2 separate regions of the Homo sapiens genome follow, and region 1 is linked to region 2. Evidence: chromatin contacts called from ENCODE Hi-C or POLR2A ChIA-PET data. All regions are on one chromosome and are shown on one strand. Each heading gives the region's core, a stretch centred on a gene start or an enhancer-like site at or near the end of the contact. The rest is flanking DNA. Distances are from core to core; before and after follow the strand shown.

What was found. A loop is a pair of places that touch in the nucleus more often than their neighbours do. ChIA-PET counts read pairs that join two places held with the same protein, here RNA polymerase II (POLR2A). Pooled maps may share reads with other maps.
Region 1: a map with no recorded cell type shows a loop between it and region 2 (2.0-fold over the local background). The contact joins two enhancer-like sites. A Hi-C loop is called at or near these places in 1 of 168 maps with a recorded cell type or tissue (endothelial cell of hepatic sinusoid), 3 of 37 single-sample maps with no recorded cell type and 4 of 50 pooled maps. POLR2A ChIA-PET finds 5 or more read pairs at or near these places in 5 of 52 experiments (GM10248, GM12878, H1 and 2 more).

Annotation. Positions count from the first base shown.
Region 1 is chr14:103,799,291-103,806,237 of GRCh38, forward strand. All of the region lies in intron 1 of PPP1R13B (protein phosphatase 1 regulatory subunit 13B), which reads right to left. Among named protein-coding and RNA genes, the nearest start is that of PPP1R13B, 45 kb to the right of the region's middle. Within about 2 kb of position 2,246, at least 4 of the 41 ENCODE cell types and tissues checked have a DNase peak (open chromatin) inside an H3K27ac peak, as active enhancers do.
Region 2 is chr14:103,603,036-103,610,820 of GRCh38, forward strand. No RefSeq gene overlaps it. Among named protein-coding and RNA genes, the nearest start is that of KLC1, 22 kb to the right of the region's middle. RefSeq lists enhancers at 4,146-4,195, 4,236-4,635. Within about 2 kb of position 4,181, at least 7 of the 41 ENCODE cell types and tissues checked have a DNase peak (open chromatin) inside an H3K27ac peak, as active enhancers do.

The DNA of each region.
Region 1 (6,947 bases), core at 996-3,495, 190 kb after region 2:
GCCTCAGCCTCCCGAGTAGCTGGGACTACAGGCGCACGTCACTACGCCCGGCTAATTTTTTGTATTTTCAGTAGAGACGGGGTTTCACCGTGTTAGCCAGGCTGGTCTTGAACTCCTGACCTCATGATCCGCCCGCCTTGGCCTCCCAAAATGCTGGGATTACAGGCGTCAGCCATTGCGCCCAGCCTTATTTTGTATTTTTAGTAGACACAGGGTTTCGCCACATTGACCAGGCTGATCTGGAACTCCTGACCTCAAGTAATCCGCCTGCCTTGGCCTCCCAAAGTGCTGGGATTATAGGCGTGAGCCACTGTGCCGGGTTTTTTGTTTTTTTTTTTTTTAATTTCAAAAAAATACTAACACTTTGATCTAGCATCTTAAGACATCATATTGGAAGGAAATTTTTTTTTCCCCTTTTCCTCAGTGGAACAATGAAAGAGATACTTTAAAAACAATACACCTAAAGTAAAAATTAGGCTAGGCATGGTGGCTCACATCTATAATCCCAGATTTGGGAGGCCAAGGTGGGTGGATCACCTGAGGTCAGGAGTTCAAGACCAGCCTGGCCAACTTGGTGAAACCCCAACTCTGATACAAAAGAAATACAAAAATTAGCCAGGCGCGGTGGCACGCACCTGCAGTCCCAGCTACTCAGGAGGCTGAGGCAGGAGGATCACTTGAACCCGGGAGGCATGAGGTTGCAGTGAGCCAAGATCGCACCACTGCACTCCAGCCTGGGTGACAGAGCAAGACTCTATCTCAAAAATAAATAAATAAATAAATAAAAATAAAGGAATAAAGTAAAATTTAAACCAAAGATTTTCTTTAATCAGAAGGTATTATAAAACATTTATGTCTAATCTTTGACAAAAGGTCAGAAACAGGCCAGAAATGGTGGCTCATGACAGTGGTCTCAGCTGGAGGCTGAGGTGGGAGGATCACTTGATCCCAGGAATTTGAAGCTGCAGTGCAGCTTACAATCACGCCACTGCACTCTAGCCTGGGCAACAGAGCCAGACCTTAAAATCTCTGCATTCGAGTAAGCATATGATTTTAGTTTGTTGTTAAGATTTTTTTTTCATCCAGGCACAGTGGCTTACGCCTGTAATCCCAGCACTCTGGGAGGCCAAGGTGGGCGGACTACTTGAGATCAGGAGTTTGAGACCAGCCTGGCCAACATGGCAAAACACTGTCTCTACTAAAAATACAAAAAATTAGCCAGGCGTGGTGGCCCGCGCCTCTAGTCCCAGCTACTCAGGAGGCTGAGGCATGAGAATCACTTGAACCCCGGGGGGCAGAGGTTGCAATGAGCCAAGATTGCACCATTTCACTCCAGCCTGGGCAACACAGCAAGACTGTCTCAAAAAAACAAAAAAAACAAAAAACAAAAAAAAAGATTTTTTTTTCTTACAAGTGCCCTAAATTCCTACATTCTGAAATTAAGCATCTTTACATCTATGGTCAGATTTTATGTAACCAAAATTGATAACAGCTTTGAACTGGTTTCCTTGCCACTAATCTCCCCCGACTCTAACTCCTCACCGTTACCATTTCATTTTTTTTCTTCTTCTTTTTTTGAGACGGAGTTTCGCTCTTGTTGCCCAGGTTGGAATGCAATGGCATGAACTCGGCTCACTGCAACCTCCGCCTCCTGGGTTCAAGCGATTCTCCTGCCTCAGCCTCCCGAGTAGCTGGGATTACAAGCATGCACCAACACACCCAGCTAATTCTGTATTTTTAGTAGAGATGGTGTTTCTCCACATTGATCAGGCTGCTCTCAAACTCCCGACCTCAGGTGATCTACCCACCTCGGCCTCCCAAAGTGCTGGGATTACAGATGTGAGCCAACACGTCTGGCCTACCATTTCATTTTCTAAAAGTCAAATAAAGTTATTCCCTTGCTTAAAATATTTAAGAGCTCCCCACTGCCCAACACCAGCCCTTCCCAAAACACCTTCGCTGGTATATAAGCAGGAGATAGGTTTCTTAACTGAGCACTCCTTAAGAGTCTAATGTAATGATCATATATATTTCTTTTTTCCCTCCAGGGAATCTCATGAGGCTTGGATTTCTATAAAATATACTCTGAGAAAACCTTCCAGGTTCTAAGTCTCTCCAAGCACTAAACCTCCCTCCATCAGCATCAATGGAGTTCTCTCTGGCAGCCGTCCCTCTGCCCAAGTACCCTTCCTGTTTGCCTGTAAATTCCTATTCACAATTCAAAACTCAGCTCCTAACTACCATTTTTGCAAAAACATCCCTTTACCGCCTCCGCTCACCAGGGAGGCCACATGCTCCTTCCTTTACGATCCAGTGGCTCTTCACACAGATCTCTATTGCATCACCTCAATGACTCCCTCCCTTTATAGACTCTGCACTCTTCCAAGCACTTCACTTTTGAGTCTTTAATTTCCCATTGCTGAGTCAGGACCTGACGCATAGGAGGCACACTAAAATCTGGTCAACTCCATGAATGACACACAAATATAGAACCCCCACCATGCCCTAAGTTGAGAAAAAATATATACACACACAATTGAAGTAAGATATATCCAGTCTGTTCAATAAACAAGCATCATCCCTCTTCCCTGAGCACATTTCTATTTTACAATAAATTTTTTAAAAATTAAGTAACAGTTACCTCTGCTCACTAACCTGTAAGAAGAATTTATAAAAACTGGGGATTTTTGTATACTGAAATAAGTAGCCTGGAATCTACAGAATTTGGAATAAAACAGGTAATCACTGGATCCAGCTCAAACCAAGGCCAAGACTAATACTTTAACAGTTTCATCAGAAACAACTGGAATATAGTTTTATTCTTACTTATACACATTTATTCTACAGTTGTAATGGTAAATATTTTCCAATGTGACTTCACAATCTATGCTCTTAAAGATCTAGTAATATCGGGAGGCTGAGGCAGGACAATGGCGTGAACCCGGGAGGCGGAGCTTGCAGTGAGCCAAGATAGCACCACTGCAGTCAGGCCTGGGCAAAAGAGTGAGACTCTGTCTCAAAAACAACAACAACAACAAAAAGATCTAATAATAAATTTTCCCAAATCATGCTTTATAAATTGAAGTTTCAAATGAGTAAAAAAATTTTTTTTTACTACCTTCCCTTATATGCTATTCCTACAGTTCACTAGCAACAAGCAGAATGCCCTGTTTCACTCAGTACTTCGGAATCGGTTTTTCTTCCTTGTTCCTTACCCTTCTACCCACTAAGGCATCCCACGGTTTGCTCTCAACGCTCTGAGCTAGCAAAACATTTGCACAATCATTGCCTCATGAATATAGCACGCGTAAAGCAGTACCCTTAGGCACTCACAGAGGCACAGCTTGTGCTTACTTGCTCTGAAACGCGGAATTCTTTATGAATGCATTGTCAGAATGAAGGATGGTATGGCAGCATTTTGGGGTACCTTCTGAATTACCAAGACTCTTCAGCTCATGAGTAAGTTCAATATGATGAGGGAGGGGGAGAGGCACGATGACAGGTTGTAAATCTGGATATTTTTAAAAGCGAAGAACACCCAAATAACTTATCCAAAAGTCACTAAACATTATTTCAATTTCTTGTGTTCCATTTTATCACTCGCAATAACCCTGTCTTTCCTAATTTTAGCAAAATTCATTTTCCCTAATCTCTATTATTCAAGCTAATTTCATTATAATCATGGCAGACTTTAAAGCTTTCTAGAGAAATTAAGCTGGTTTTGACCTGGATGACCCTAAAGCATCACCGAAAACTGAAGCTGAAAAGCCGTGTGACTGCTAATGTTATTCTAGTAAGATTTCTTCAGCTTAAACATGACTAAAGAAGCTCCAAAACAAATATAGTGTATTGATTCTAGATGCACTTGCTTGTATTTTAATAACATCTTTGAAATCATAGTACACCTCACGATGGCATGACACAATTTAATGGGTAGCATATTTTTTTCTTTAATAGTATGTACAAAACAGATGAAATTCAGTAGGATTAAGGAAACTAAATGAAAAAAGAAAACAAGTTAATACGTTTATCCTTCCTAAATGATTAATATGTTAAAAATAAAAGATTTGGGGCCGGGTGCGGTGGCTCACACCTGTAATCCCAGCACTTTGGGAGGCCAAGGCAGGCGGATCACTAGGACAGGAGATCAAGACCATCCTGGCTAACACAGTGAAACCCCATCTCTATTAAAAATACAAAAAATTAGCCGGACATGGTGGTGGGCACCTGTAGTCCCAGCTACTCGGGAGGCTGAGGCAGGAGAATGCTGTGAACCCGGGAGGTGGAGCTTGCAGGGAGCCGAGATAGCACCACTGCACTCCAGCCTGGGCAACAGAGCGAGACTCCGTCTCAAAAATAAATAAATAAATAAATAATTAATTAATAAACAAATAAATAAAAGATTTGGTTAGCTACAGTTAGGAAAACAAAAATTTCTAATTGTGTGCTGTAACAAATATAGCATGTAATGACAAGATGCCCTACTTATGCCTTTCCTCAAACTGCTTCTCTGCCCTGATGAATCACACAACAAATCCTGCCCCTTTCTGCTCACTGACAGTACTCTCTACCCATCCTGACCTGACCTGAGAAAGACTGGAACCAATGTCTGCCCATCTTGACCCAACCTCAGATAAAGCCTCCTCTTCTCCCCTGCTGTAACAGACTGTGGCTATTTATAGTACAACTTTCTTACATTAAATTATCAATAGTTTTCTTGACTACATCCTCTACTGGAACAGTATCTGTGACTCATTACCTGGTCTTGAAATCATCTAAGTGTGTCTTAACTTGCTCCATTTTTTTTTTCATTCAAAAAAGTTGGAAAATATCATACTAGACCATAAGGACAATACTTGTGTTCTCCAGCTCAGTGCCTGGACACACAGTGGTGCTCAAGAAATGCAGGATGAGGCAGGCAGAAAACTGACAACCATTATTAAGTAGCTTAAGACGTCATCTTACCCTTGCTTTCAGGAACATCTGAACTAAGAAAATCAACTGAAATCAAATAATCACTAATTTAAGTAAACCACACAGATATTTTAACATTTTTACAAACTTGGTATTTAAACTATTTTCTTGGCAATCCAAGGAAACCAAAGCAAAACACAAATTGAGGATGTATAAGCTATTAAAAAACAGGAATTAGCTGGGCATGGTGACTCAAGCCTGTAATCTCAACACTGAGGGAGGCAGAGGCAGGAGGATCGCTTAGGCCCAGGAATTTGAGACCAACGTGGGCAACATGGTGAGACCCCATCTCTACTAAAAACTAAATAAATGAATAAACAACTAGCTGGGCATCATGGTATGTGTCTGTAGTCCCACCTACTCGGGACACTGAGGTAGAGGATCACATAAGCCCAGGAGTTCAGTGCTGCAGTGAGCTATGATCACACCACTATACTACAGCCTGGGTGATAGAGTGAGATCCCATCTCTAAGGAAAAAAAAAAATCTAAACAGGAATTATCCTATAATCAAAGAGACAGACAATCACAAGCATTGACAAGGATGTGGAGAAACTGAAACCTTCATATATTGGTGATGAAGATGTAAAATGGTACAGCTATTTTGCATAACAGTCCAGCTGGAGTGCAGTGGCTCAATCTCAGCTCACTGCAACCTCCGCCTCCCAGGTTCAAGTGATTCTCCTGCTTCAGCCTCCCAAGTAGCTGGGATTATAGGCGCACGCTATCACGCCTGGCTAATTTTTTTATTTTCAGTAGAGATGGGGTTTCACCATATTGGCCAGGCTGGTCTCGAACTCCTGAGCTCACGTGATCTGCCCACCTCGGCCTCTCAAAGTGCTGGGATTACAGGCGTGAGCCACTATGCCCGGCCTAAAAAATTTTAAACACAGATTTGCCATATGGCCCCCAGCAATTCCACTCCTAGGTACCTACCCTGGGGAAATAAAAATATATGTCCACGCAAAGTCTTGTATGCAAATGTTCATAGCTGCACTGTTCATAGTAGCCAAAAAGAAGAAACAAGGCCAGGAACGGTGGCTCATGCCTGTAATCCTAGAACTTTGGGAGGCCAACGGTGGCAGATTACTTGAGCTCAAGAGTTCAAGACCAGCCTGGGAAACATAACAAAACCCCGCCTCTACAAAAAATTCAAAAAGTAGCTGGGCATGGTGGCACACGTCTATAGTCCCAGCTACTCAGGAAGCCTAGGTGTGAGGATTGCTTGAGCTCAGGAGGTCAAAGCTGCAGTGAACTGTGATCATGCCACTGCACTCCAGCTTGAGTGACAGAGCGAGATGCTGTCTCAAAAAAAAGGAAGGAAAGAAGGAAGGAAGGAAGGAAGGAGAGAGAAAAGGAAAGACAAGACAAAACCAAAATCTCCATTAACAGATAATTATGGAATATCATACAATGGAATATTATTCAGCAATAAAAGTAACAAAGTATTGACACATGCTACAACATGGATGAACTTTGAAAATACTAAGCTAAGTGAAAGAGGCCAGACACAAAAGACCACATGTTATATGATTCCATTTATATGAAATGCCCAAAACAGTCAAATCCATAGAGAAAGAAAGATGTGTGGTTGCCTAGGACTGGGGATGGGAATGAGGAGTGATGGCAAATAGGCACAAACTTTGTTTTGGTATGACAGTAATGTTCTAAAATTAGATTGTGGTGATGGCTGTACAACTATGTAAATTTACTAAAGATCACTGAATGTTCACTTAAAATAGGTAAACTTTACGGCACATAAATTATAACACAATGAAGCTGTTTTTAAAAAGTAGGATATATAAAACTTCTAGAAAAGGAATTCAGAAACTTGACTTACATGGTACAAAGAACCCTGGAATAGGAAGCCCAAGTTCTATCCTTAGCTATGGCATTGACTGCTGCAACTGGCTGGGGAAGCTGCTCCTTAGTCTATCTCTGGGTCTTGGTTTCTTGGCAAGAACTCAGCAGATAA
Region 2 (7,785 bases), core at 2,931-5,430:
AAATACAAAAATTAGGCCGGGCACAGTAGCTCACGCCTGTAATCCCAGCACTCTGGGAGGCCGAGGCGGGCAGATCACGAGATCAGGAGATCAGGAGATCAAGACCATCCTGGCTAACACGGTGAAACCCCATCTCTACTAAAAAATACAAAAAATTAGCCGGGCGTGGTGGCAGGCGCCTATAGTCCCAGCTATTCAGGAAGCTGAGGTAGGAGAATAGCGTGAACCCAGGAGGTGGAGCTTGCCGTGAGTCGAGATTGCAACACTGCACTCCAGCCTGGGCGACAGAGTGAGACTCCGTCTCAAAACCAAACAAAACAAAACAAAACAAAACAAATACAAAAATTAGCTGGGCATGGTGGTGGGCGCCTGTAATCCCAGCTACTGGGGATGCTGAGGCAGGAGAATGGCTTGAACCCAGGAGACCCAGGAGGCGAAGGTGCAGTGAGCCGAGATCATGCCACTGCACTCCAGCCTGGGTGACAGAGCAAGACTCCATCTCAAAAAAAAAAAAAAAGCTGGGCACAGTGGCTCATGCCTGTAATCCTAGCACTTTGGGAGGCCGAGGCGGGCAGACCACCTGAGGTTGGGAGTTCAAGACCAGCCTGACCAACATGGAGAAACCCTGTCTCTACTAAAAATACATAATTAGCCGGGCTTGGTGGCACATGCCTGTAATCCCACCTACTTGGGAACTTGGGAGGCTGAAGCAAGAGAACCGCTTGAACCCGGGAGGCAGAGTTTGCAGTGAGCTGAGATCACCCCACTGCACTCCAGCCTGGGTGACAAGAGTGAAACTCTGCCTCAAAATAATAATAATAATAAATAGGCTGGGTTTCGTGGCTCACACCTGTAATCCCAGCACTTTGGGAGGCTGTGGGGGTGGATCACTTGAGGCCAGGAGTTCAAGACCAGCCTGGCCAACATGGCAAAACCCCATCTCTATTAAAAATAGAAAAATTAGCCGGGCATGGTGGCACACTCCTGTAGTTCCAGCTACTTGAGAGGCTGAGGTGGAAGAATTGCTTGAGCCCAGGAGGTGGAGGTTGCAGTGAGCCGAGATCGAGCTAGTGCATCCAGCCTGGGGGACACAGTGAGACTCTGTCTCAGAAAATAATAAGTAAATAAATAAATATGACAGTGCGTGTGTACAGTTTTCCATTCTAACCACTTTCCTTTTTTTTTTTTTTTTTTTTTTTTTTTTTTGAGACGGAGTCTCGCTCTGTCACCCAGGCTGGAGTGCAGTGGCGCAATCACGGCTCACTGCAAGCTCCGCCTCCCGGGTTCACGTCATTCTCCTGCCTCAGCCTCCCGAGTAGCTGGGACTACAGGCGCCCGCCACCACGCCCAGCTAACTTTTTGTATTTTTAGTAGAGACGGGGTTTCACCGTGTTAGCCAGGATGGTCTCCATCTCCTGACCTCATGATCTACCCGCCTCGGCCTTCCAAAGTGCTGGGATTACAGGCGTGAGCCACCGCGCCCCGCCCATTCTAACCACTTTCAAGTGCACAGGCCACTGTCACTGAGCACGCTCACACTGTTGTACAAGCACCGTCCATCTCCAGAAATCTTTCATCTTCCCAGACTGAAACTCTGTCTCCCTTAAACAACTCCCCAGCTCCCACTCCCAGTCCCTGGCAACCACCATGCCACTTCCTGTGTCTATGAATTTGCCTGCTTTGGGGACCTCAAGCCTAGTGTTTGCCTTTTTGTGGCTGGCTTATTTCACTAGCTTATTTCAGCACAGGTCCTCCAGGTCCATCTGTGGTGTAGCAGGTAGACACCTGTTGCAGACAGATAAGCCAAGTCCCAGTCTCGGCTATGCCACTTGAGCCCTCTGAGCCTCAGACGCTGCTGTAGACTGGGAATAGTGACCCTTCACCACAAAAGGTACATGAGGGGTCCACTTACGTTCCTGGGAGGACAGCAGGGTCCTTGGTGACTTATTCTCTGGATACTTCCGAATACCTCCTGCGTGCCAGGCCCTGCTGTACCCCTAGGAATAGAGCCGTAAAGAAGAGGGCCACCACCCCCCCTCTCCACCCACTTTCCTTCCGCCCAGCAGTACCCCAGCTCAGACACTCCGCTCACCTCACTGGTCTGCCAGGAAAGTCATCTCTTTCCTTTTATGCTGTTGAAAATGGGTTGGTCAATATCCCAGAAGTGTTCAGGGTGCTTCAAGTTGCATTTTGAGCTCCTCAGCTATTGATTGGGAAGAATAATTGTCTTCACTTTATCCTGAGTCAGGCCTTTGGTGGAAAAGTGCAGGAAAGGCTATAGGAGGAGGTGGCCAGGGGGCCTTCTGTCCAGGTATTTAGGGGTTATGAGCTCCTCTGGGCCCACCCCCGCTGACAACATCACACCTCCAGCCAAGCACACACTTGACCCAAAGACCTGAGTTTGCCATCAAAGCAGATCCAGGGTTTGGTTCGGAGTGGAAAGATTAACATGAAAAAAGCTGGAGTGGTAGGCAGAAAGGCCTAGAGAAGATCTGTCTGTCTGTCTGTCTGTTTTATTCCCCCAACCCCTCCCCACCAGCCACACCCAGATTGAGGAGCACCAGCAGCCATGGGCTGGCATGTGACAGGCTGGTCAGTGTGCTGGGAACACAGTTCTGGGCAGAGGATCTGATGCTGAAAAGAGCCTCAGTGTATCTTCAGTGCCTCCTCCCCTGTCCCTGGTGGTCTGGGTGTCCAGTGCAGCCCTGGTCTGGCCCAGCAATCTCTCTGATAGGGTCATGGCAGGATGCCTGTCAGGGTGTGGTGGCACGTGCCTGTAGTCCTAGCTACTTGGGAGGCTGAGACAGGAGAATTGCTTGAACCCAGGAGGCAGAGGTTGCAGTGAGCCAAGATTGCGCCATTGCACTCCCACCTGGGTGACAGAGTGAGAATCCATCTCAAAAAACAAAAACAAAAACAAAACAAAACAAAAACCCAGCCTGGGCAACACAGGGAGACCCCATCTCTACAAAAAATTAGAAAATTGGCCGGGTGCGGTGGCTCACACCTCTAATCCCAGCACTTTGGGAGGCCGAGGCAGGCAGATCACGAGGTCTGGAGATGGAGACCATCCTGGATAACATGGTGAAACCCCGTCTGTACTAAAAATACAAAAAAATTAGCTGGGTGTGGTGGCAGGCGCCTGTAGTCCCAGCTGCTGGGGAGGCTAAAGCAGGACAATGGCATGAACCCGGGAGGCGGAGCTTGTAGTGAGCCGAGATTGTGCCACTGCACCCCAGCCTGGGCAACAGAGCAAGATTCCATCTCAAAACAAAACAACAACAAACAAACCAGCCTGGGCAAGACAGGGAGACCCCATCTCTACAAAAAATTAAAAAATTAGCTGGGCAGGGTGGCACGTGCCTGTGGTCCCAGCTACTCAGAAGGCTGAGGAGGGAGGATCTCTTGAGCCTAAGGGGTCGAGGCTGCAGTGAACCCTGATCACGCCGCTGCGCTCCAACCTGGGTGCCAGGAGCCAGAGATTGCAGTGAGACGAGGTCGCACCACTGCACTCCAGCCTGGGCAATAGAATGCAACTCCGTCTCAAAATAAATAAATAAAAATAAATAAATAAAGTGTGCAGTTCAGTGGCACCAAGTACATTCATGGCAGCCTCGCCACCGTCCATCTTCAGAACTTTGTCATCTCCCCAAACAAGCGCTGTACCCATTAGGCAGGCACTCCCCATCCCCACCCACCATTCACTTTTCTCTCTTTCTTTCTTTCTTTCTCTCTTTTCTTTTTCTTTCTTTCCTTCCTTCTCTTTCTTTTTCTTTCTTTTTTTTTTCTTTTAGATAGGGTCTCATTCCGTCACCCAAGCTGGAGTGCAGTGGCACTATCTTGGCTCACCACCACAGCCTCAGCCTCCCCAAGTAGCTGGGACTACAGGTGTGTACCACCACACCTTGCTAATTTTTAAATTTTCATTTGTTTTAGAGACAAAGTCTCACTGTGTTGCCCAGGCTAGTCTAGGGATGAGAGCCTCCTGGATTTGGGGTGGGGCCCTGAAAGACACAGAGACACACAGCAGGGAAGAGCAGATGAGGTGGAGGCAGAGGCTGGAGGGACGTAGCTGCAAGCGCAGGAGCACCAAGGGCCGGTGGAACCGCAGAAACCGCAGCGAGGGAGCCAGCCCTGCTGACACTTTGATTCCGGACTTCCATCGCAGAACTGAGAGAGAGAATCAACCCCTGTCGTCCTGAGCCCCCAGCGTGTGGTGCTGTGGTGCAGCCGCAGGAAACACGTGCTTTCCAGAATGACAGCTGGTGTCCGCAAGAACAGCAGGAACTCATCAGCATTTGGAAGTGAGACTGGGTGGATGTGCAGTCCCGGAAAAAGAGGCGGAGATTTATGTCTGGTGGCGGGGAGCCCGTGTGTTCAGCAGCTTCTGGAAGGAATTGATAGATGGAAGCTGCTAGAGGCGTTGCTGACAGCCTCTCCTTGAGGCCAGACTCCAGAGCTGGAACCTGGTAGAAGCCTTAGTCTCCTCATTTACCGCAGCGGTGACGGGTGGGGCAGTGTGAGATCTGAGCCGAGGGCCCGCATCAAAGTCCCCTTTCGGCTTCTCCATCTGTGACATGGGTTGCACCTGCTCTGACTGCTGCTTACGAGAGATGGTGAGCAGTGTTCTGTGCTGCGTGGCCGTGACTGCCGAGGTTCTGTGAAGACGGGAACCACGGGCTGAAAGCAATAGAGACCCCAGACCACCAGGGTCAGCTCGCCCCCGCCCCCACCCATCTTCTTTCTGAAGGCTGCGCTTTTCCTTTTCAATATGACCTAAGCCCTTTGCAGGATATCTCCATTCGCACATTTCCTTACTCAGGGTCTGGGTCTGCCCTGCAGAGCTGAGCTGAACGGCACTATCAGGACTTTCTACTGGGACAATTGAATGCGACCCCCCTCCCACCGTCGGCTCTGCCCTCCTCCTGTTTCCACAGGTCTGGAGACGTTCCCTCTGCCCAGGTGGGGGCCGTGGCTGGAAGTCCGCCTCTGCTGGAGGTGCCCGAACCTCATGCCTCTTGCCCCCAGATCGCCTTTCCCTTGGACGTTGCCCGAGGCGTGTGGTCCCAGTTGGCCAACATGGAGCTTAGTTGGGAGGATGTGAGTGGCCCTCTCCTCCCAAAGATGATCGTGAATCCTCGGGGGCTGAGAAACCTGCTGAGAGAGAAAGAAAACAGTGGGAATAGTGCCTACAGCTGCGCTTCCTCAGTAGACAGGAGGCAGGGCTGCTGGGGGAGGGAAAAGGGAAGCCGGCCGGGGTGGGGGTGGAGAAGGTGGGGTCTCTGGAGGAGAACTCATCCTGGAGGAGTTTAACAATAGGAGAGGTGGGTGGGAGCATGGAGGTGTCTCCCATACACCACCCCTGCCTCTGGGGGTAGAGGTGCCACCCCAAGGAACAGGGCTTGTGAACTCAAAGAACACTTGAGAGGATTGGGCCGCCCCAGCCTGCATGCCCATCCCCAGCCTGCTACAGTGTGTTCCTGGGGGGGCCTGTGGGCCTAAGCCAAGCAGTGCCTGGCATTCTCTTGGCCACAGACAAGGGTCCAAGGTGGGCTGGTAACCTTGGGAGGTGGAATCCAAGTGAAGCCTGGGGCATTATCGATGCTTTGGGGGACAAGCTTCTCCTGCTGGACAGTGGGGACTGCAGATACAACGTCTGGAACTGCTCTGGCCATTTCTGCCTCTACAGAGGAGCCAGACTGACCTCCAGCCACACAGCCATGCAGACACTGGGAGGCAGAGCCAAGAAAGCTGTAGGGACCCCCAGTGTAGGGTCCGGGAGCTCAAGGGCAACCACAGCCTGCTCATCTGGGTGCCTACATGAGCCAACAGCCCTTCTGTAGTTTAACCAGTTGAATCATCTAGGATTCCAGCAAGAAATAGGATTCCTGGGCCAGGCACGATGGCTCACACCTGTCATCCCAGCACTTTGGGAGGCTGAGGAGGGTGAGGGTGGATCACCTGAGGTCAGGAGTTTGAGACCAGCCTGGTCAACATGGTGAAACCCCATCTCTACTAAAAATACAAAAATTAGCCAGGTGTAGTGGCGGGTGCCTGTAATCCTAGCTACTTGGGAGGCTGAGGCAGGAGAATCACTTGAACCTGGGAGGCAGAAGTTGCAGTGAGCTGAGATTGCGCCACTATACTCCAGCCTGGGCGACAGAGTGAGACTTTGTCTCAAAAAAAAAAAAAAAAAGAAATAGGATTCCCCCCAGAGGGATTGAAGGAGACTTGACTGAAAGGGCCAGATGGGTGAATAGGGATTTGGAAACAAACCAAGGATATCAGGGTGCCCAGAGACTAGGAACAGAGAGAAGCCAAAGGGACAAGGGGAAGGCATGGCACCTGATGGGAGCTGCCTGGTGAGAGAAACAGTCAGGAAGGACTACAGGAGCTAGGACACCAGGGGATCACATCCTTCCCTAGCACCTTCACGGGGAGTATGGTCCTGCCAACACCGTGATCTAGAACTTCTGGCCTCCAGAACGGTGGAACGATACATTTCTATTGTTTATGCCACTCTGTTTGTGGTACTTTGCTACAGCAACCCTACAAATTAATACCCACCTCTTGGGGCAAACCCAATCAGAAGCCAGGCATTGAAGGAGCCTGGGAGAGCAGTCTGCAGGGAAGGCCTCCCAAGGCATAAAAAGCAGGATTGAGGAGGGGCAGTGTGGCAAAAGGAGAACAGCCAGAATGCCAGATGCCCCTTCGGCTGGAAATGAGGAGAGGGGAGGGGACTGAATACATGGACTGCTCTCTCCTCCCACCCAGGCCTCCTCCTGGGCTTCCCTGTTACAGGTTGAATTGTGTGCCCCCAAAATTCATATGTTGAAGTCCTAACCCCAGTTAGTACCTTATTTGGAACTAGGGTCATTGCAGATGTGATTAAAGTGGGGTCCTACTAGAGTAGGGGAGGCCCCTAATCCAACATGACTGGTGTCCTTATAAAAGGGGAAATGTGGGCCGGGCATGGTGGCTCACATCTGTAATTCCAGCAGTTTGGGAGGCCGAGGTGGGTGGATCACCTGAGGTCAGGAGTTCGAGACCAACGTGACCAATATGGTGAAACCCTGTCTCTAATAAAAATACAAAAATTAGCTGGGCGTGGTGGCATGCTCCTCTAGTCCCAGCTACTCAGGAGGCTGAGGCAGGAGAATTGCTTCAACCTGGAAAGCAGAGCTTGCAGTGAGCCAAGATGCGCCACTGCACTCCAGCCTGGGCGACAGAGCCAGACTCCGTCTCAAAAAAAAAAAAGAGGCAGGGGGTGACGTGAGCTGGGCATGGTGGCTCACATCTATAATCCCAGCACTTTGGGAGGCCGAGGCGGGTGGATCATTTGAGGTCAGGAGTTCAAGACTAACCTGGCAAACATGGTGAAACCCCATCTCTATTAAAAATACAAAAATTAGTGGGGCGTGGTGTCAGGCACCTGTAATGCCAGCTATTTGGGAGGCTGAGGCAGGAGAATTGCTTGAACCTGGGAGGTAGAGGTTGCAGTGAGCGGAGATTGCGCCATTGCACTCTAGCCTGGGTGACAAGAGTGAAACTCGGCCGGGCACAGTGTCTCACGCCTGTAATCCCAGCACTTTGGGAGGCTGAGGCGGGCAGATCACTTGAGGTCAGGAGTTCAAGACCAGCCTGACCAAACTGGTGAAACCCCATCTCTACTAAAAGTACAAAAATTAGCCGGGCGTGGTGGCAGGTGCCTGTAATCCCAGCTACTTGGGAGGTTGAGACAGGAGAATTGCTTGAACCCAGCAGGCAGAGGTTGCAGTGAGCTGA